Linked DNA regions of Homo sapiens: region 1 is linked to region 2. The links are chromatin loops, found by intact Hi-C in ENCODE. Cell type or tissue: PC-3. All regions are shown on one strand. Each heading gives the region's core, and the rest is flanking DNA. Links, peaks and the distances in the headings are about the cores only.

What was found. Hi-C counts contacts between places; a loop is a spot of excess contacts. Peaks named below come from ENCODE experiments on the same cell type or tissue, not always from the same donor. Only the 100,000 strongest peaks of a DNase experiment are listed, where the experiment ranks them.
Region 1: it touches region 2 in a loop (12-fold over the local background); 5 of 110 quality-filtered maps call a loop at or near these places.

What each region holds. Positions count from the first base shown.
Region 1 is chr7:27,925,554-27,936,919 of GRCh38, forward strand. The region is part of intron 2 of JAZF1 (JAZF zinc finger 1); the gene reads right to left. Among named protein-coding and RNA genes, the nearest start is that of TAX1BP1-AS1, 190 kb to the left of the region's middle. In PC-3, for the core only: a CTCF peak has its summit at 3,799 (motif pointing right); no DNase peak of the experiment used is centred there.
Region 2 is chr7:28,073,161-28,084,526 of GRCh38, forward strand. All of the region lies in intron 1 of JAZF1 (JAZF zinc finger 1), which reads right to left. Among named protein-coding and RNA genes, the nearest start is that of JAZF1-AS1, 100 kb to the right of the region's middle. RefSeq lists an enhancer at 2,124-4,992. In PC-3, for the core only: a CTCF peak has its summit at 5,327 (motif pointing left); a DNase peak (open chromatin) is centred at 5,311.

The DNA.
Region 1 (11,366 bases), core at 3,316-8,315, 150 kb before region 2:
TGGGACTACAGGCATGGGTCACCGTGCCTCACTCATTTTATTTTTAATTTTTTTCTAGATACAGGCTCTTGCTATGTTGCCCAGCCTGGTCTCGAACTCCCAGCGTCAAGGGATCCTCTCGCCTCAGCCTCCCAAAGTGCTGGAATTACAGGCATGAGCCATGTGCCCAGCCCAAGGCCAATATTCATTTGGATGTTGTGTATTATGTGTCTTTTGCAGAGTAAGCAAAACACCCATCGGAGGAGTTCTTAAAAATCATGGCAGCCCCTCCTACAACTAGGAATCTATTGAGGTCACCTGGATGCAGATCACATTTCTTCTGGGAAGCCACTTGAATGATACCTCCGTAGTTACAAAGAAAGGTGTACTAAAAACCTTAGAAACCTCACCATGGCTAGCCTGGAGAGTCCCCTGTGGTATGCAGAGCTGAATACTTGGAAGGAAGTGAACCACTCTGCATGAATGATAAGGGAGTCCCCAAAGGGGAGTGATGTTATCATTAGGGCAGGCAGAGTGTGGACAGGCTCAAGACAGACAGGACATCTTAAGGACAGGCTCAAGATGGAGAGGAAGGCTGGTTTGGGAAGAGTATATGATGAGTTAGAAACTCCTTTGTAACCATCTTCCTGGACACAGTACTTGGGTTTGGGGAAATCTTGGCTGAGAGTACAATTATGAAACAAAGCTGTGAAGAGAGGCCCACATAAGGATCTACCATGGTGTGAGCCATAAATGGACCTGCAAACCCCCCAAATAGCAGCTAATCCTTGGAACTGGCAGGACATACCTTCAACAGCAACACTGTACAAGGGAGATGGTGAAAAAGAGCCATTCAGGTCCTGGCTCGCACTTTTTCCTTAACATCTATAAAGTAAGACTGACCTTTTTGACTCTGAGCAAACCACTGGGTTCTTGGGTAATTTGTGCATGTCAAGAAGACATCAGACTTTCTTCTAAGAACATACAGGTGCTCTACTAATTGGAAAAAGTCACCATATCAGCACTCTAGCCTATTTTGTCATCTCTCATTCATTGCCTTCAACGTATGAACACACTCCACAAATATTTGTCAATACAAATGTTGTGTGAATCTCACAACAAAGTCAGTGATGTAGACAAAAAGAATACTACAAGACTCATTTTACAGACAAGGACACTGAGGAATGGAGGCACTGAATGGCTGACAGACAGCACTTCTTTTGAACGAGGAGTTCAAGAATCCTCTCAGGCTGGGGCTCTTCCCAGTTCCTTCCATGTTGGGGATTGGAGGTATGGCAGAGTCCAAATGTAGTGGCAGGAGGCAACAAAGAGGTAAGGTTTCTAGAAGCAGGTATGTATTGACAGCATTGATATCATGACAACAGCAGCCTGGCCCTCTTCTTTAGGGGATTAGACCACATCACTGTAGATTCTCAGGGGACAGAACATCTCCCCGGGAGTTCTTCATTTGTATGGACAGACATACTCCTCCCTTCCATCTTCATGGTGTTGCCAGGGGCAAAAGAATGGGGTGAATTTTTTCTGCAAACTGATTCTGTTATCTTCTAGAAGTTGAGGAACAGGGAGAAGGGAGTAACTGAGTAGCCGAGGATGCACAGGAGATCCAGGAGCTGCTCTGTCTCCCCCTTCAGAGTTTCCCAGGATTCCCAGAGGCAGTGGCTCCAGCACTCTCGTGCTCAGCTGGGAGTCCCCTGTGGAGCCCCCATCCCAATTTCTTCCCTGCACTTCTATTTATAATATTTACTAAAGAAATGAACAAATAAACTCTCACTATTGGGAAGGTCACTTAGGAACATTAAGAGGATGGGCTGCGAAACCTTTCTGCTGTGATTTGAATCCCAGCTTGATCATCTACTCTCTGTGACAATGGACAAGTTTCTCAACATCTCTGTGCCTTAGTATCTTCATCTGTAAAATGAGGATAATAGTATCTTCCTTATAGTGTTGTTGTATGCATTAAATCATATAATAACTATAAAGTACTTATAGTTGTGTCTGGTATATAGTATTTAACAAGTAGTGAGATTTTAATGCCTCCCTCTGCTTTTTAAAGTAAACTATAAGCCTTTGTGGGCAAGGGCCTCATAGAATCATCAAGCTATATTTCTCATTTGAATAACATCTCACAAGAGATGTTTTTTATATTGCAATATAAAAATATAAAAAAGAACTATGAAGAGAAGTTACCAAAAAAATAATTCATAATGGTAGATATGGTAATGCTGTTTGGGTAAGGAGTTCTCAGCACCCTTTAAATCACCCCAAATGCTAATTAGTATCCTACAAGAAGGTCAGAGCAAATTCTAGAGGCAAGAATTTCTTCCCCAAATCAATTTTCAGGAACCCTATGATGAAAACGTCTCATTTTACATGTACTTGATAAAATGAAATAATAATTGAATCTACAAGGCCCACATGCAACATGAGGTCATATAACTTTACGTCAACATGTTTGTGTTTTATTTGAATAGTTCATTTGTATTTATTTAATTATATATTTACTGAAAAGCAACAGAGACTTGTACTAAATTGTGCCAAATGGTATGTGATGGCTATACTTAAAATGCTCAGATTATTTTGAACAGAGGGATTTATTTTCTTCTCATAGCTTTTGGAAGTCTGGGCCTATCTGGTTTCAGTTAGGCAATAGTCTTTGGCCAGCATTTTCTGGTACATTTGAAACTGTTGAACAATGAAAAGTAGAAACTTTTCATTGCCAGTGCAGCTTAAGCCTAATACAGATATAAACACATTTAATAGCACTTTATTTAGGTTCAGCTTTATTATTCTTAACTTTCATAGTAATTTTGAATCACATTGCATTAACAAATTTTTATTGGGTTTCCCAATGGAAAGCCAATTGCAGGCAAGGCCTTTTACGACTGGGATGTCGCAGTCAATCTTAGATTTGCCTTCTAACAAAGAAGAAAACACAATTCTTAAAAGCTTGCTTTTGTTAAGTTCTGATATAGTATGCTCTAAAGGACACTAATTCTTTGTTTTGTTCTTTGCTAGTGCCCATCTTAGGTATTGTGCAAGTACCCTTCTTAAACATTTTTGAGTTACAGCCTTCTAACAGAGCAAGCACATGGATGGAGCTGGAGGCCATTATCTTCAGCAAAGTAACGCATGAACATAAAACCAAATACTGCGTGTTCTCACTCATAAGTGGGAGCTAAATGATGAGAACACATGGACACATACAGGGGAATAACACACACTGGGGCCTGTCAGAGGGCGGAGGGTGGAAGGAGGGAGAGGATCAGGAAAAATAATTAATGGATGTTAGGCTTAGTACCTGGACGATGAAACAATTTGTACAACAAACCCCCATGACACTTTACCTATGTAGCAAATCTGCATATGTACATATGAAAATATGTACCCCTGGACTTAAAAGTTAAAAACAGAGGACATGGCAGTTGGTGACAGGAAGGGCATGGACGATGCTCACCTACAGGCTCAAAATCTAACCTGGGCAAGAGGGGCACGTTCAAGATTTGATTTAAACTGGCAACTCAGTTTTCTTGCAACTGAAAGTATTCTAAGCAACTTATCCCTCTGGACTCCTCTTCAAAACTAATAAATAAAGCAGTCTTCTAGGAGCCAGCTCCTTTAGAGGAGCTGCTATATTCTGGTTTCTGATTTATTTAGTGGTTAAAATATTTCCCTGTGATTTAGGGTAGGGTGGCTCCAGTGGGCAGGCAGCATTGCCCCGTGGCCTGTGGCATGCCCACAGCATATCGGGTGCTGTGGCCAGCAGGGGGAGGGAGCAGAAGTGGCGGCCACCCTGAAAGATCTGGTGGCCAGCAGGCCAGGGAGTGTGTCCAGCAGACCTGTGGAGGAGATCCAGGCTCACAGAATGAAGTGAGGGTCAGCCTGGAATCTTCAATGAAAACCTTCACTACAGGGTATAAGAACCACTTTTACTAAATAGTACCTTAACCACAAAGAAGTTACTTAGTTTGCCAGTTACAAGCACTTTAGCTTATTGACTGTAAGCAGAAGTTTGTAGGTAGAAGAGTACATACAGTACCTAAGAATGTGAGTTTAGGCATGAGCTGTGTGACTTTGGGCAAAAGACTTAACCTCTTGGGTGAAATTTCTCATGGGTAAAATGAGGTTTATCCCATCTGTACATGAGGGATGCTGTCAGGATTAAGTGATTAAGCTGTTGCAAAGCGCAGAGTGAAGCCAAATAATAAATGGCAGTATTATTATTCCTAAGACAGTATAATAGCAATTTTTAAAAATGCATGTAATATATGTGGGAAAAAAGCCTAGAAAGATATACCCCAAAATATCAACAGTGGTTATCTCTGGGGAGCAAAATTTTGGGAGAATTTATTTCCTTCTCTATCCCTTCCTCCATATTTTCTGCATTCTCTCTCTCTCTCTCTCTCTCTCCCCCTCTCTCCCTCCCTCCCTCTCTCTCTCTCTCTCTTTCTTTCTTTCTTTTTGAGACGGAGTCTTGCTCTGTCGCCCAGGCTGGAGTCCAGTGGTGCGATCTCGGCTCACTGCAAGCTCTGCCTCCCGGGTTCACACCATTCTCCTGCCTCAGCCCCCCGAGTAGCTGGGATTACAGGCACCTGCCACCACGCTCGGCTAATTTTTTGTATTTTTAGTAGAGACAGGGTTTCACTGTGTTAGCCAGGATGGTCTCAATCTCCTGACCTCATGATCCGCCCGCCTTGGCCTCCCAAAGTACTGGGATTACAGGCATGAGCCACCGTGCCCGGCCAATTTTCTGCATTTTCTATAATGAACATATATTACTTTTTGATCAGAACACAGTTATTACAATACTAAAATGTATCTTACATGAAAATATAAAGAAAATGGCTACGAAGAACAAGATGAGAAAATGTTATTGCAAACCTGACCACTGTTTTCCCTGACAGTATCTCTGGAACATTCCAACCTTGTCCTTTTCTCCCAAGAAGAACACATTTCAAGTGGTCACACTGAGGTTAATGAAAACAGGCACATTTACAGCATACGAAAAGGCAATACAACACAAGTATGTTCACTTTTTGATAGTTTTATTGGTTTTGTGATATATTTTTTAAAAAGGAAAGACTAAACTTTTCTTCATGAAAAAACTGTTCAGTTATTTTTAGACACTTTCATAAAAACTCAAAATTGTAGGTTTTTGCTCTACCACTAAGAAAATGTTCATATAATCTAAATTTTGCATTCTTTTAAGAAACTATATTTATATCTTACCACTATAGCCCAAATATTCCAAATAATTTTATCCTATAGACAGCCATTTTTTTTAAAAAAAAAAGGAAGAGATAAGTTGACAAAACAATATGCTAAATATAACACAGCCATCAGCAGGACAGTGGTATTATATGACCAGTAATTGAAGTTTTCCCATCACTTTGCTCTCAGAAAAAAAGCCAGTGTTAAAAATCACATCTTTACTGAATGTGAAACTAAATCTAAGTAGATTAAATGACTTGGCCAAGTCCTTTCTGTAAATTTGTGGCAAAGGAGAATTTCTCAGTGCAGTAATTACATCTTTGCCTTCCAGAAGGCCATCTACAATGAGATTACATGTAGAGCATGGGTTAGCAAACTTTCTGTAAAGGGTCAGACAGGAAATATTTTAGGCTTTGTGGGCCAGAGTATTTCTGCTGCAATGACTTCACTCTTATGACAGTGTGAAAGCAACCATAGACAATTCATACATAAATGAATATGTCTGTGTTTCAATAAAACTTTATTTACAAAAACAGGTGGAGGGCCAGATTTGGCTCACAAGTCATAGTTTGCCAGTTGCTGGTGTGGAGGAACCTAACTGTTGAATTACAAAACCAGTCTTTAAAAGCTGTATCCTAAAAAAACAAAACATAACAAAACAAAAAACACAGGACTATTACATTACAAGAATAAACTCTGCATGTGGGAATTTGGGATACCTTGGCACAGCAATGTGTGTGTTTGCACATGATGGCAAAAATCAGGTTTGGAGGCTGGGCGTGGTGGCTCATGCCTGTAATCCCAGCACTTTGGGAGGCTGAGGCAGGCAGATCACCTGAGGGTCAGGAGTTTGAGACCAGCCTGGCCAATATGGTGAAACCCCGTCTCTACTAAAAATACAAAAAAATTAGCTGGGCGTGTTGGTGCACACCTGTAATCCCAGCTACTCGGGAGGCTGAGGCAGGAGAATTGCTTGAACCTGGGAGAACTGCTTGAACCGGGGAGAATTGCTTGAACCTGGGAGACGTGCTGGAACCTGGGAGAATTGCTTGAACCTGGGAGAACTGCTTGAACCTGGGAGGTAGAGGTTGCAGTGAGCCAAGATCGCACCACTGCACTCCAGCCTAAGTGACAAAGTGAGACCCTGTCTCGAAAAAATAAATAAATAAAAAATAAAAAAATTAAAAAAATCAGGTTTGGGTGACTTCTTGAATGTATTTGGAAAGAATTCTCCCTGGTTCATCATGGGCTCAGTCCTGAGCAGGAACTCGTTTGATAAACTAATAGCGTGGGCTATTTTAATTTTTTTAAAAACAAGGTTTGGGGGACTGGAGAAATAAGCCAAAGGAAAAGCGGGTAAAAACAGAGAAGAGTTTTATGTGTATGGAGAGTGAGAAAGGAAAGAAAGAGAAACCCAAGGTTTGGGAAGGTCATCTGGAGTTGGATAGGACTAACGCAGTAAGTTACCTAAGACATTTCCCCCAACTGTTCTCAAGTCCAACTGGGGATGAAAGGAGGCATGTGTTGTGTGTAAATCCATGTATAATGAGAATGCTGTTTGAAGTAGCATAATCTTGGCTCTATAGCCTGTCACAGTTGAGAAAAATATTGGTGTTTGATAGGTGCTCCCACATCATAATGTAATACTTTATGAGGACTGTTGGTATGTAAAGCCACAGACACAGTCATCCATAATCTAGGTGCAGGTGGAAGAGAGGGTGCATCTTGTGCTCTCAATCAGCTGGAAACAATAAATAAATTTATGATTCGCAACATGAAATACAGACTTTTAAAAAGAAAGATTTTAAATGAAGGTTTTAGTTACACATTGTTTATCCCAAACCATTTTAATGTATATCCATTTACTTCAAACTAATCTTTTATTTAAATAACGACAGCTAGAAGTAAACCGAGACTGAAGACAAAAAACAAAGTCTTTCAAGATGTGAAAATGAACTTGGTGATGATATTCAACAGACTCCTCACTCACACTCCTGCAAACCTATAAGCTGAAGAGATTTAGAACTATTTACGTGTGTGGTGACTGGATAGGCTACTGAAAAACAATGATTCTTTTCTTCTAGCCTTAAGGCTTACATACTTTTTCATACTTATAATTTTTTTATGCTTCTTTAGGATGTTTTTGATATTGCGTATAAATACGAAAGGGCTGCACCAGACATGTGTAAAGATGATATACAAGATCTGGTAACGATGGCTGTCATTCCCTGAGCATAAAGGCAGGCCAGGAGATGCTTTACAAATGTTACTGGGATGGACATTATAAACAGCTCTGTGGAATGGGTATTATTAATTCAATTTTCCAACGGAGGAAAATGGGCTCAGTGATGTATAGATGTCCCTGGTAAAAGCAGGACAAAGATGATTAAACATTTTTAAAATAATGCTCTGAAATTAGGGGTAGAGGGTTTAATAAAGACAACATTCAATCTATATTCTAAATGGATATATGATGTGATATGAGCATTTTGAATACAGATGGAGAATTCAAAAATAGCAAACAATCACTAGCTGACCAATAACTGCTAAGCAGAGATTTTCCCAAAATAATACTCCAAGCATGGAGAGGGTAAGAACTGACTGAAATATAAGGTCTAGAAAATGAGCAGAGCTGCTTCTGCAGTAGGAAATAGTCTACAGTAAAATCCTTCCTAGGCCCTCCTTTGGGACTCTCCAGTTTATTACAAAAAACACACATAAATATTACTATGTTTTGTGTTTTTGAAAAGGTGCCAACAAAACAGGTTGTTTGGCTATAGATTTTCTTCTCTAGATTTAGCAGTTTTGATCTTTGAATCACATTTACAACAACAGAGTAATTTTAGTAAGCCATATTTGGCTAAATATTCTTTAAGGCCTTGTTGCTTGTGGATATACTGTATTTTTGCACACTTGTGGACAAGATGTTGGCTTCATTTTACAACTAACATCTTGTCCACATCAGGGGAGCTTTCTCACACAGACATGCATACCATGTGGGCTACCTGCTGAGTTCTGGCAAGCTTGGCAGACTGCAGAACATAATGGGAAGGCGGTTGGAGTGGAAAAAAACCTTCCTGGGAATTTTTTAAGTGGTTAAAAAAAAGGCATACCATTTCCTAATGTCCCACACTGTGAGTTGGCACAGGAAAGATAATCCAGGAAATGAGATGTAAAAACTGTACACAGGTTTCTTAACAGAAGAGGCATTTTGCAAACAGCCAACATAAAGAATGCACTTCCATTTAGGAAGTCAACCACTTGAAAGTTTTACTTTTTCATTAGCCGCATGGAAATTGAAAGAGTATGAGCTGGAAATGATCATTAATTCCACATGGAGATCTTACAGTTGAGCAACCAGTTCTCAGAAGCCAGTATGCTCATTTGTTAGTCAGGGTGCACATTCAAAATAACCCAGTTGGAGAAGGATACTCATTGGATAATGTCTTCAAGAATTTCAACTGAAGAAGCCATATCAGGTAAATGTGATCTAAATGCAGTTATTTTAGTTTTCTACTTTGGTGAAAGGCTTTTCTCTAGTAAATTACGTGGTTTACCAAAGCAAGATGTAAACCCTCTGATTTTTAAAGCCAAAAGGAAGAAAAAGAGAGAAAATGCAATAGCACCACCTAAAGGGCATTTCAATAGCAATAAAAACTAAATGAAGGTTGAAAACCAGTGAGGATTTTTCATTTTACCATACATACACACACACACACACACACCCCATATATATTATATATAAAACATATATATTACAGTGTACCAGATTGTTATGATAAATGCAGTTTGACAGATGGTACACCTTGGCGGTAGCCTCTGGAGCACTTATATTTGGCTCCATATCCCATCGGGTGGGGGGCGGAAATCAATCCAATTTACAGAAAGGATCATTTTGCAAGGTTCAAAATTCAGTTGAATGAACTCATACACCAAGACAATCACAGACCTAAATGTAAATGTAAGAGCTAAAACTATATATAAAACTCTTAGAAGAAAACACAGGAATAAATCCTCCTTACTTTGGGTTAGGCAATGGTTCTTTAGATATGACACCAAAAGCACAAGTGACAAAAGAAAAAACTAGATAATTAGACTTCGTTAAAACTAAAACTTTAGTGTTGCAAATGATATCGTCAAGTAAGTGAAGACAACCCACAGAATAGGAGAACATATTTGCAAATTTTATATCTGATAATGAACTTGTATCCAGAATATAAAAAGAACTCTTACAACTCAACAATAAAAACATAAATAATCCAATTAAATAATGGCAAAGGATTTGAATAGTTATTTCTCCAAAGAAGATATACAAATGCCAATAAGCATTTGAAAAGATGCTCAACATTATTAGTCATTTGAGAAATGCAAATCAAAATCGCAACGAGATTCCACTTCACACCTGCTGGAATGGTTATAATCAAACAGACAATAATAAGTGTTGGTGAGGATGTGGAGAAATTGGAATCGTCACCTATTGTTGGTGGGAATGTTAAACGGTGCAGCTGCTTTGGAAAATAGTTGGCGGATCCTCAAAATGCAACTGTACCTCGAGTGAGAAATTAATAAACAAAATATGCCATATTCATACACAAGAACATTCTTTGGCAATAAAAACAAAGTACTGACATATGTGATAACATGGATGAACCCTGAAAATGTCGTGCTAAATGAAAGCAGCCAGACACTTTAGGTCACATATGATTCCACGTGTATGAAATCCAGAATAGGCAAATCTATAAAGGTGTAAAGTAGATTAGTGGTTTCCAGGAGCTGGGAAAGTGGGGAAATGGGCAGTGACAACTAATGTGTACGTGGTTTGAGAGATGACAAAAATATTCTAAAACTAGGTTGTATTGATGGCTGCACAGTGCTGTGAATATACTAAAACCAATGAATTATATACTTAAATATGTGAAATGTATGGTATGTGAATTATATCTACAAAGCTGTTACATTCAGTTGAATAGTTCTCAATTGCTAGCCCCCAGCAAAATAGAAGGTATTGTTTACATACAAAAATAAACCAAGCACAGCCTCTGTGATCCTGTAGTTTGCAAATCTCTTCTACCCAATTTTGAAGGGGGAAACAATGACAAGTTGGTGAGGTCACACAGCAGCAGAAGTGGGACCAGGAGCTGGGTCGCCCAAAGTTCCATGCAGGGCCAGGACTAGGGTGAGGAGTGAGGTACTTGGAGTGCCCCAGTGAAGAGGGTGCTCACTCCCAGTACCTCGTGCGCCTTGCCCTAGTCCCAGCCCTGGTTCCGCTTTCCATGCCACCTCCCTGGGAAGTTCGAAACAAGAACAGCTGCAAGTAGAAACGCTATTGTTAAAGCAACAACCATCATTCTTCATTTCTTTTTCCTAAAAATGTTGTTAAAGAACAAGAAAAGATTTTTTTCTTCCCCTTTACTTTAGGGAATACTTTAGGGAAAAGAGAGATGACACAAAGAATGAGAAGTCAGGCTGAGCCTGGAAGAAAAACTAAGTGTGAAAAAATACATGCTTGCCAAGAGGACATGCTTTCTCTGGTGACCAGAAGTACCACCACCACTTATTTTAACAGTTTCATCTAGCATGGTCTTCCACAACATGCCTACTACAGCTGCCAGTGGAATCCAGACTGGCCAACTCTCTTCCTCATACGTGTCTATACCAACATGCTTCAACTGGATTAGTGAGTTTCTTTGTGAGTGCAGTGGACATAGTGTAAATGCTACAATAAAAATGTGGCCTTACTGCTACCCAATAATCTTTTATTTTTTATTTACACATCTATGCAGTCTCTCTAAGGTAAGCTCAGCACACACTCTCTGCATGCTACATGGTTATATCCAATGCACAAACTCAGGGACAAAGTATTCCTGAAAGAGTACATAAGCTTTCAGCTTTATTTTGTCCATTTGTTTACTTTGACATGAGATGGTGGTAGTAAAGATTAAAATGCTCTCCCATGTCTATCCTGATTATCTATCCTGCCTGTCGATGGCATAAAACGGCTCGTAAGGCCAGACTTTCTATTTACATGTTCTGATTTATTTGCTGTTGTCAAAGATTCCCTGTTTATTATCCCCTCCAGAATGAGCTCCATGCTCCAGCTAAACATATTTTTATACCCTTTCCTGCTTTAATCATAGCCAAATATTTGAAATCACAGA
Region 2 (11,366 bases), core at 2,313-7,312:
CTCTCCAATCCCCTATGTTTTAAAATAAGCAACTAATATCTAGATAGGTTACAGGGTACTTGAGTTAGCAGAGCTCGTTGTGCCGGAGCGTGGCTGGAGACCTGGTCTCTGGGCTTCCCATGAAGCCCACACACCCATCCATGCTGTTGTTTGTAGGGCTCTTTTATACTGAGAGGGAAGGTCAGTCCTCAGATTTGCCCTGGAGTGTGATCACTTCAGGCTGCCTCCCCTCCCTTTCTCTCAGGCAAGGGCGCACCCAAGGACTGAAAATCAAAGCCAGGACCACATGACTCCCATCCTGACTCTCTGGACCCGAATCTTTGCATTTTGCTTTATTTTCACTTTAAATCAAAGTAGTTTGTTAGGCTGTCTCTTAATAATTTGGCCTAAAGTATTCTCCCGGGAGACAATTTCACAAGGTACACTTAGAACCACTGAGGCACAGTCTCTTTGGAAGAATAAGGAGCCCTCACGTCTCATCACAGGGAACGTGCTTATTTACGTCACATATGCATTATTGCCCCTGCCCGGGGCAGTGCTGGCTGGCAACCCCAGGAGGAAAAACCACTCTGTTGTGGCCATTTTCAAAGAAACTCACCTACATGCAGAAGTCCCTGGATGTGTGAATTTTCTTTGCAACAAAGGGAAAGAAGGTCCAGTGATAGTCTCATGATTACATGGTCAAAGGGGTTGATAAGAAGCAAAACATAAAATAAAATAATCGTAATTAGAAAGAAATTGCATAAGAAAAAAGAACCTAAATGCCAAGTAAATTCAATTATTTAAGAGTAGATGCTTGAAAAAAAAGTTTACTTAGTTAAAAAAAAAAAAATCAGAGGTGAGGCTTTTTCCCTTCAACGTATTCTATTGCTTTCTTATGCTTTATTATAAAATTAGCTAACAGTACTGTACAGGGTCATTGCAACATTTTCTAAGTGCCTCATGTCTACCTATGTGTTCCTACTTTTCCAGGCCTCTGGGCAAGGATGTTTACATTATTTGTCCTAAGTAATTAATTTGCCCCAAATAAGTTAAAAAAGTCAGTGTCACAATGTCAGAAGAAGGGCCATGAAATGTTTGTTGAGGTCACTGGAAGAGGCTAACTTGTGGCTAAATTTAGTAATTATTTCTTTCATAGGAATAATTCCAAAGTTTGAGTCATGGAATAGAGAGGAAACCTGAAATGAGATTTTAATATTATGCACAACACCTTAAAAAGCCAACAGGAAAGCAGTATCCCATATGAAGCAGAAATCCAAGCTAAAGAAGATATGGGAAACAAACAAAACATTGTGGAGAGCTTTTAAAAATCAGAAACAGAAATACACATATGTATGTACTTATGTGTACATACACACATACATACAGAGTCCTAGTTTTTGTTGATGAAATAAGCTTATTTTTATGAAATCAAAAAAGATTTGTGGCTTAATAAATATGTTAGAAGAAATGAGCTATTTGAGTAAGCTGCTACTTAGCAGGAGTAAGTTTATAAAGGAGTTTATAAAAATACTTTTATAATTATTCTGATCTTTAAATTTTGCATAATATTTCTCATTAATGAAGACAACCCTGGCTTGTCTGATGTGTGAAATTGTTTATTTTTAAACTGTATTTCAAATGAAATTAACTGACATTATTATACACTGCCTCATTTTAGGACAAAGACTTCCACTCACTGGAGAATCCACTGTGAATCCCATGAGCACAGAATGAGACTTCTTAATGACTAGTCTAAGCATTTATAAAAAATGTCAACCATTAACGACAATAACAACTACTCCTGAATTGTGTCCTCATTTTCTTGAAAGAAATGAAGAGGTAAAGGACACACGTCCCAGGAAATCAAATCCACTTTTAAAGAACTGTCCTCAGAAACCAAGCAGGCAAAAGGGAAGAGGTTATGGGCATGTCGCTAGAGCCAAGCTGACCTGGGTTCAAAGCCTTACTACACTCACTGCAAATTTATGACCCGGCAAATCAACACATCTCTCCAAACCTGTGCATCCTCGGGTATAAAGTAAGTGTAACAGCATCTACCCCACAGGGCTGTTGGCAGCATTTTCCAAAATGAAGAATGTAAAGTTCTCCCTCAGTGATAACCCCTCTCATCATTACTATGCCCCAGCATCCCTTAATACCAGAAGCTTCTCCCCACTCCTCCTGGACCACAGAAGCTCATTTATTTACTTACAACAGGGCATTTACCTGATAGTGAGCTAAACTATCCCTAGAATATAAAAAGTATGTATTAAGTAAATATGAGAAAATAATTTTAAAATACACACATACAGAGAGTAAAAAAACTTTACCTCCCTCCATCTCCACTTTTCCTGATTTTTACCATAAACAATTTAGTATACTTTCTTCCAAACCTTCTCTGTCTACCTATAAATGTATATTGTAATTGGTTGGTTTTCCCCAAAAACCACATCATGCTCTATAAACTGTTCTATAAGTGACTTACTTTACTTAACAACATAAAACAGACAGTATTATTCTTTTTAATGGCTGCATAGTGTTTCCTATAGTGAATATACTTTACTTAAGCACTCCCCATATTAATGGATATTTAGGTGAATCCCATTTTTTGCTATTAAAAAAAAAGGCTGTGCACTATTTTTAGGGTGGAATTCTAGAAATGGGCTTGCTAAGTCCTTGATTCATTTGAAACTTAATTTGACACTGGTTATCTTGACCACAGTGACATCAGATCATAAATATGGTCATAATGACATCATAATGGGAGAGACAAGAGATAGAGAACTTCTACAGGTATTCAGAGCATTTTTTTTCTTTTGGACATAAAATGAATCCATTGTACAAGAATGCCTTCTCCCCATTCTCAGTGCAGAGACAAAGCTGACAAGCTTAAAAGTGCATGTTTAGGATTCTAGACTTGGTTTAACTCAAATGGCCTTGATTGGATGGGGTCCCTCTGCAGTATTAAAACTGCTCTAATTGCATTCTTCAAGCCAGCTGAAGGCTGACAGCTTCCGCTCCCGGCTCATTATCAGAGCACTTCAAGGGGCTCCATTATGAGCAGAGCACCTGGTCCAAATTTATTTCAACGGCCCAGAGCAAAATGGGAAGGTGCTTAATGTTCAACCACAATGGTGACATTTTTATGAGATATCCAAGGTTCAGAAACAAATAAATGAAAGGTTTGAAGGGAGCATGAACAGAAACTGTGACAATAAAAATTCAACATTGATATATCAATTTAAAAACATATACCACCCATACACTTGGGGTAAGGCCAAAGGTTCAATGCAGGCTAACCAGAAAGAAAAAGAAGAAAAAAGGTCAATACTCAACTCCTCCCATGACTGGCTTTGCTAAAAAAGACTGATGAAATTCTAAAAATGTTTAAGGAAATCAGAATGAGATGCGAATTCTGAATTCCGGTTAGGATAACAATTATGTTATCTATCTGCACCAACATGAGAACGAAAGAAAATCCAAGTGGAATTCAGAGTGAATGCTAAATGTATTATGTTCATAGTTTTTCTCCGGTTTGCTTACACAATTGCTGTCTTTCTCTCTCTCAAAAAAAAAAAAAAAAAAAAATCCCGTGTGGAAATGAGTAAGTTAATAATTCCTTACAGATGTTTCCATAAGAAAACATTGTGCAAATATATATTTAGAATTTTTTAATAAATGTATAATAGGGAAATTTTTCCAGGTAGATCATAGCAGGTCCAAAGTAAACATGACATCCTATTGCATAAATCCATATCTAGAGACTGCTTGTCAAGTGGGATTTTGCTCTCTGCGGCTGAGTACTTGCAGAGATCTTAGTGTGTAGACGACAACCAATTTTAAAGCCCGAAACCCAGCTGCAGAGCATTAGAAAGCTCTACCCTCCACTAAGAATCTGTTTAAAGAATGTTAAAATAAATATTTGTATTCTTTCACTAAACACAACAACGACACTTACATTGGAATCTAAGAAAATGATGAATGAAAAATTATAACACCGGCACTTTACAATGGGAATGCTGACTAAATCGGAACTATACAAACTGGGAGGATTTACTCAATGTTTAGTCTCTTAAGAAAAAAAGAGGAGGACAATTAATCAACTACATAGAAATTTTTTTCAGCTATTAGTTGCTTTTGGTCTTGTGATTTTATCTTTCTCAAGCATTTTCCCTATTAAGCCGACCATACAGATGTGCAATACATTAATCCGCCAGACTATAAAGGCTTTAATTATTTTACTGATTTAGAAAGGCAATTAGGCAGCACCTATTTTTCACGTATTGATTATACCGACTCTGGTTTTAGATCTGAATTCATGAATCATCAGGTAACTGGTATAACCACAAAAAAAGGCTACTGGAGCCTTTTTTTTTTCTACAACAAATAAATAAAAGCACTTAAAATTAATTACCTGATAGAACCACCTTAACTACAAAAAAAAGTGGCAAAATCCCAGTAGAATAAATTTGGTATATAAGTCCTCCAGCAAAGTGACCACTTGTCTGACTGCTTGCAGGCCACCCAGTGTTAGGTCTTAGAATTTGGGAGCTTAGAAAAATCTTCATCTGGGTGTACAAAAACAGGGTGCTTTGTTTTGGTTCTGATTTAGCCTTGCTTCTGCCTTTACTGTATTCTGCTCTCTCCTTTGAAACTACTTAAAGAGCTGGAGCTCTGGGAGTCCATGGGGAATTTCCACGTTCACCATGGAAACTGAGGAAGTGGTAATTTGGATTATGTACATCCGGGTCCTGATTTCTCCTTCACTTTGACCTCTTTCTCCTCCCCATCTACTATTTAAGACCCACTATGTAATCTAGCTCAAAATAACTGAGACTGCAATGATGGCTGTGCATGGTGGCACTTATGAGACAAATAATTCCTGGCCTTTCCCATCTTTATGGAACAGAAGAAAACATAAGTCTTGAAAGTTTTCACAAGATGCTGTGTTAGATGAAAAAAATTGAGAATTTTTCCCATAGAACAGATGTTTCCTAGGTTTGTACAGCCTCTCAACTGTACATTAGGAAGTCACTCGTATGATGATAATGTACCACTTACGGGCAGGATGGTATAGTGGCAAGAGACTTGGATTCAAGCACTGCATGGCATTTATCAGCTGTGCAACTCTATGCAAATTATCTTTAAGCCTTTCTAGCATTAGTTTCTCCATCTATAAAATGGGAGCGATTATGCATGCTTCACCCATCACAGAGAACTGCTGAGACCATCATATGTGCATGTGAAAATGCTCTCTAAGCTGGAAACTAGTGTCATAAACGTCATTTCTTTTTGCAGAAGCCATCTCCATGCAATCACCTACACTGCCCTCTTGCGGTAGGCAGGCTGCATTGCTACTCAAAGGCAAAGAAAATTATTTTGTGAACTGAAGATTGTATTACTACCAGATTAATTTCATGTAACCAACTCTTAATTGCCAGGCGAATAGAGAGAGGGCCACTTGACATGAAATATACAATTCAAAGGATCTACTTGGGTTTTTTTTGTAATGCCATTTATGAACAGTGAATCCGGACACTATACTCTGGCCCCTTTTCTTGCACTACTAGTCCATGATAAAAATTTTTGAAAAGTGGAAAACACTGGAAAAGAAGAGAAGCAGCAGATCAGTTGAGTATTGGTGAAAAGTCCTACCTTCCCTGTTACTTTGGACATGGATATTAAAGCCAGTGAAAATGTTCATAAAAATTGTAGGAACAAAAAGCCATCCATAGTTTTGCCTGTACTCTAGAACTAGAATAACTGACTTTTAGAATTGGTAGGGACCTGAGATGCCACATTGTTCCTCCTCCTTTCTTTACAGATGGAAAATCTAAAATGCCCATAATTTTTTTTTTTTTTTTTGAGACAGAGTTTGCTCTGTTGCCCAGGCTGGAGTGCAAGTGGCGTGATCTCTGCTCACTGCAACCTCCACTTCTCAGGTTCAAGCAATTCTCCCGCCTCAGCCTCCCAAGTAGCTGGGATTACAGGTGCCCACCACCATGCCAGGCTAATTTTTAAAATATTTTTAGTAGAGACAGGGTTTCACCAAGTTGGGCAGGCTGCTCTTGAACTCCTGACCTCAGGTGATCCGCCTGCTTGGGCCTCCCAAAGTGTTAGGATTACAGGTGTGAGCCAACCACACCCGGCCATGCGCATAATTTAAAAGATGTACCTCACTTGGACTCTGATCACCAAATTCCATCACAGCAACCACCTTCACTTGGAGCTGCCTCCCGCTTCTGTTTTTATCACTTCTTAACTCAAAATACATCTTCAATCCCATTTTTCTCTGACAGACACTGATATAGAATAAGAAATACTGGAAAACTAAGCCACGAGGAGCAAAATAAAATATAAATATCACTTAAGGGAATTCATTATGAGAAATCATAAAACTGACAAGTCTCCTGAACAAAAATGACCTGAGAGTTTACCCATAGGTTAGCAAATATTAAAATAATGATAAGGATGACAACCACAAGCAAATCAATACATGCTTGCTGATGAACTGAGTAGGAACTTAAGAACTTGGCGCCTCTCTAAAATTTTTAATTAGAAACATTTAATTGTACTCACTATGTAGTAGGCCATGTTTCAAATGCTTTCTTCTAATCTCATCACAACATCCAATATGCTGTTAATAACCTTTATTGACTGCAGCATCGGTTTACGAACCCTGCTGATTGTTCAGCTAGCACCATGGATCAGGGAGTAATCTAGATGCATAACTCAGAGATACTGCTGGTCTGGTTCCAGACCATTGCAATAGCAAATATCACAATAAAGCAAGTCACACTAATTTTTTGATTTCCCAGTGCACATAAAGTTATATTTACACTATACTGTAGTCTATAAAGTGTGCAATAACATGTCTTTAAAAAGTATATATCTTAATTTTAAAATATTTTATTGCTAAAAAATACTTTGTAAAAATGCTTATAGTCATCCAAGCTAGATCTTCTGGATAAATTGTTGCAGCTTCTCCATCAGCACTTGCTGCCTCACTTTGCACTTTCACCTTACGGAGATGGCTTAGTTTCCTAAACTTCATGAACCCAACTTCTGCTAGCTTTCAACTTTTCTTCTGCAGCTTCCTCACCTCACCCAGCCTTCATAGAATTGAAGAGACTTGGGGCCTTGCTCTGGATCAGGCTTTGGCTTACGGGAATGTTATGGCTGTGTTGGTCTTCCATCCAGAACACTCAGACTTTCTCCCTATCAGCAATAAAGCTGTTCTGCTTTCTTATCATTCATGTGTTCACTGGAGTAACACTTTTAATTTCCCTCAAGAACTTTTTCCTTGCATTCACAACTTGGCTAACTGTTTGGTGCAAGAAGCCGAGTTTTCAGCCTGTGTTGGCTTTCAACATGCCTTCCTCACTAAGCTTAATCCTTGCTAGCTTTTGATTGAAAGTGAGAGACGTGTTACTCTTCCTTTCACTTGAACACTTACAGGTCATCATAAGGTTATTAATTGGCCTAATTTCAACACTGCCATGTCTCCAGGAATAGGCAGGCTCAGGGAGAGGAAGAGAGACAGAGGAAGGACCTGTTGATAGAGCAGTCAACACATAAAACATTTATTGATTAAGTTCACCGTCTTATATGGGTGCAGTTCATGGCACCACCAATTACAATAGTAAAGTCAAAGATGACCGATCACAGATCACAATGACAGATACAATAACAATGAAATTTAAAATATTGCAAGAATTACCAAAATGTGACACAGAGACATAAAGCAAGCACATGCCATTGGGAAAATGGCCATAAACCTACAATTTGTAAAAAAAAACAAAAAAAAAAATGCACTGTCTGCCAAGTGTGGTAAAGCAAGGTGTGCCTGTAGGGGGGAAGGGAGGGCATCAAAGTTCCTCAAAAGATACAGAGTAGTAAGCTGGTAAATTAGAGGAAAAGTCAAGAAAACCTCGTGGGGACCAGCACAGGAAAGGCAGCTGGCAGAGATAAAGCAGGCCTTGCATTCTTTGACCTCAGGGCAGCGGGGGACATCTCTGGGATGTGACCCAGTCAGGTTAAGGTTTTGAGACAGGGCTAAGCCCAGTGTTGTTACTCTTCAGTAAGCCTGGAATGGAGCCAGCCCCTCCCCAAGGAAATCACATAACGATGAGGAAGCCACATGCAGATAAACAGTAAATGAAGACAGGATGACCAGCTCGGAGGAACCAACACCAACATGGGGGAAGGAGTGCGGGAGTGCCTGGGGGGCTGTGCCTGCAGAGGGGAGCAAGAGGGAGAGCATCCAGCACTTCGGGGCACCAGATGCTTTTTCTAAGGTTTGGTCATAACCAGCACCAAAAAACAGCAAGCTGCGCCATTCCCCCAGCTATTCTACTTCTTCACGCTGCTTAGCTGGGGTTTTGGGGACTTGAAAAGTTACCTGGGGCTACAGAACACAGTGTCCACGCACTTGGACAAGCTGGTGAGCCTGGGGCATTGTAGCGGCCTCTGCTCCACCCTTTCCCCTTGTCCAGAAGCCTCGACACCACCAGAGAGCGAAGTGGGACAAGACCCCAGGGAAGAATTTAATAAAACATCAAGGCCAGGGAGTTTGTGATACTCAAAACTTTGTGGAGGATGGGTCAATCTGCATTTATATGTGTTTCCATCTTTCCAGAGAGAGAAAAAAATTAACATGGACTGAATTTTCTCTATTTCTATTAATTCACATATTATGCCATTTTCATTACCACAAAATGCTGCACTCTTATGCTTTCTTAAAAAGATCACTATAGTAAAACTATTAATCTATATACCTGGATGATACTAGAGTTTAATAACCATTTATAGAATAAATCAATGACTGACAGTAATATTAAGGGGCTAAATAAGTTGATCTCTAAAATTACTTTCAACCTAAAAATGCTACATTCTGCGATAACAATAAGTTTATTATTTAAAAGTCCTTAGGCTATTTTAGAGTAGAGTATGTTTGATGATTATGAGAAAGTATCTGGAGACTTGAAACTTTAGCCTGCTAAAGTATCCTTTAGACAGGTCCCTCTGACAAAATGAAGTAAGACCTGGTAGAATTTCTCAGACAAATCATGCCAAAGCATCACCTCCTTCAAGACAATGCATGGGGGCGTGGGGAGGCGAGGATGTCACTCACCCTTGCAGCCCTTGTCTATTTGGCTTTCTCTGCAACATTTCACTGGGCTGAGGAGTGTTCCTCATTGAACTCTCCTTCCTGGGCTTCCCGTTGCTCTCCCGCCTCTGCCCGTTCACTCTACTCCTGTGCAGGCTCCCTTTTCTCTGTCCACCCTTGGTGAGTCTTTGACCTTGGGGATCTTCTTAGGTTCTCTTCTCATACCACACGGTCTTTCCTCTCCTGTGATTTTAGTTAATATCTGTATGCTGATGGCTCTCAAATCTCTTCCTCCAGCTCCAGCTGCCTATTGGACATGTATAACCAGTAGCTCCCCACGCTGCAGTATGTTTGAAGCTCCCTTGCCCTGGTCTCCCTCCTCGCAGCCTCTTCTGGGTGAAAGGCACATGTCCCACCAGACACCCATGAGCCATCCTTGGCCCCTCTCTGGAACCTTACCCCTCACATCCCATAAATCCCCAAGGACTGTGCATCCACCTGCTGAACATCACCAAAGTCCACTTCCAATTCCACTCCCAGTGACTGCAAAGGGGGCCTTTGCCTCGGTGCCACCATTACTATTCCCTGCTCCACAAGGTAGCCAGGGCCAGCTTCTCAAATGCTGACCTGGACACCTCATTCCCAGCTCAGAACCCACCAGTGCCTTCCTTCAGTCTGTGAGAAAGTCAAAACTCCTCCAACTGGGATTGCAAAGCCCTTCCAGAGCTGACCACCACTGAGTGCTCTGGCCTGTCCCTCATGGAAACACATTTTCTCACCTCCTTTGCTTCTGCTGTACTCGTGGATTAAAATGTTTTCCCTCATCCAAATCCCCTCTACCTGGCTGGGGCCATTGCCTTCCAGCTTTTTGGCTTCTGGTAAGTTTTGCCTGAACCCCCTCAATCCTAGATCAAGCGCCCCTTCCACATGCTCTCTTGGGGTTCACATCTCTCAGTTTAGCCCTTGTGCCTCAAGTGTAAGTTCCTGTAACGTCTCAGTATCCCTGCCCCACTCGTGCATATACCCTAAGGCTGTCTCACTCATATCACAACCCCAGAATCTGCACAAGGCCTACCACATGACAGCCACTCAACGGATATTTACTGCATAAACTCATGATTATGAATATTTTAGTACCTGACCTATGAGTTATTGATACGTAATGGGAGTACCATGGGTTGCAGAATAACACAGACCTTGTTTCCCATCCCAGCTCCACAGCTCACATGCTATGTGAACTCAGAAAATGTATGGAAACTTTTTAAGGCTGTTTGCAAAGCTGTAAGAGCACGACCAACCACTTACTTCACAGGGTTGCCGTGAAGACTAAAATACACACAGCATATGAAGTGCCAAGAGTGCTGTATTATTTTATATTTTTCAAAATGCAGTGCTACAAACTTCTTTATCACTATGTCAATTAATGCTACTGCTGCCTTAACCCACAGGCCATCAGATACATTTTTAAAGTTCTTTATGTGAGCATTATTCAAGGAAAAGCCTTGTCCGCTGACCCAGCCAGTAAAAACATTGGGCCCTGACATTGGGTAAGAAATGTTGCTTACAACATTGTAACATTGTTGCAACATTGTCTTACCCAATGCCAGGGCCCAGTGCTATTACTCAAGCAGGCTGGAACATCCAACAATTTCTGCCAGCCTAAGAATTATTGGTATTGCTTTTACATGTTACATTTTATGACAACAAGTCTAACAATATAAAGCAAATAGTGAAATAGCTTGTTTCTTTCCAGGATTATCGAATGAGGGCAGAAGATGTCATGGGTATATTTTGATAAATATTTCAGGCATTACAAACAATACTGAAATATATGCCAGTCTTGTAACCATCACACTGCAACATTTTCTGCTGCCTTCTGAAGACTGTGGAAAAGCCCCCTTGCAAGGGAGGGTGGAAGGAAGAGAGGGAGTTTCTCAGAAAGAGAAGAGAAAAACCTAACACTTGCCCAGTATCATTGTGGGTTTAACAATTTTGCTTTACTGATTTTATGGCACAATCTAGTCTCCCCATATCCCCAAAACAAAAACAAACTAACAGCAACAACAAAAACCCTTTCCATCAGGCCAACTAGTGGCTTTGGAACCAATTACAAAGTACTATGAGATGACTCTTTAAATGAAAACTCTTAAGCTATTCACCAAGTCAAGTACATTGTGGGAGCTGAACTCCCACTTCAAAATTTGGGTTCTGACCACGGCCTCCAATCCAACCTCCCTCAAATTCCAAGAGAGTTAATCCTGGCTTCCCGTCAGGA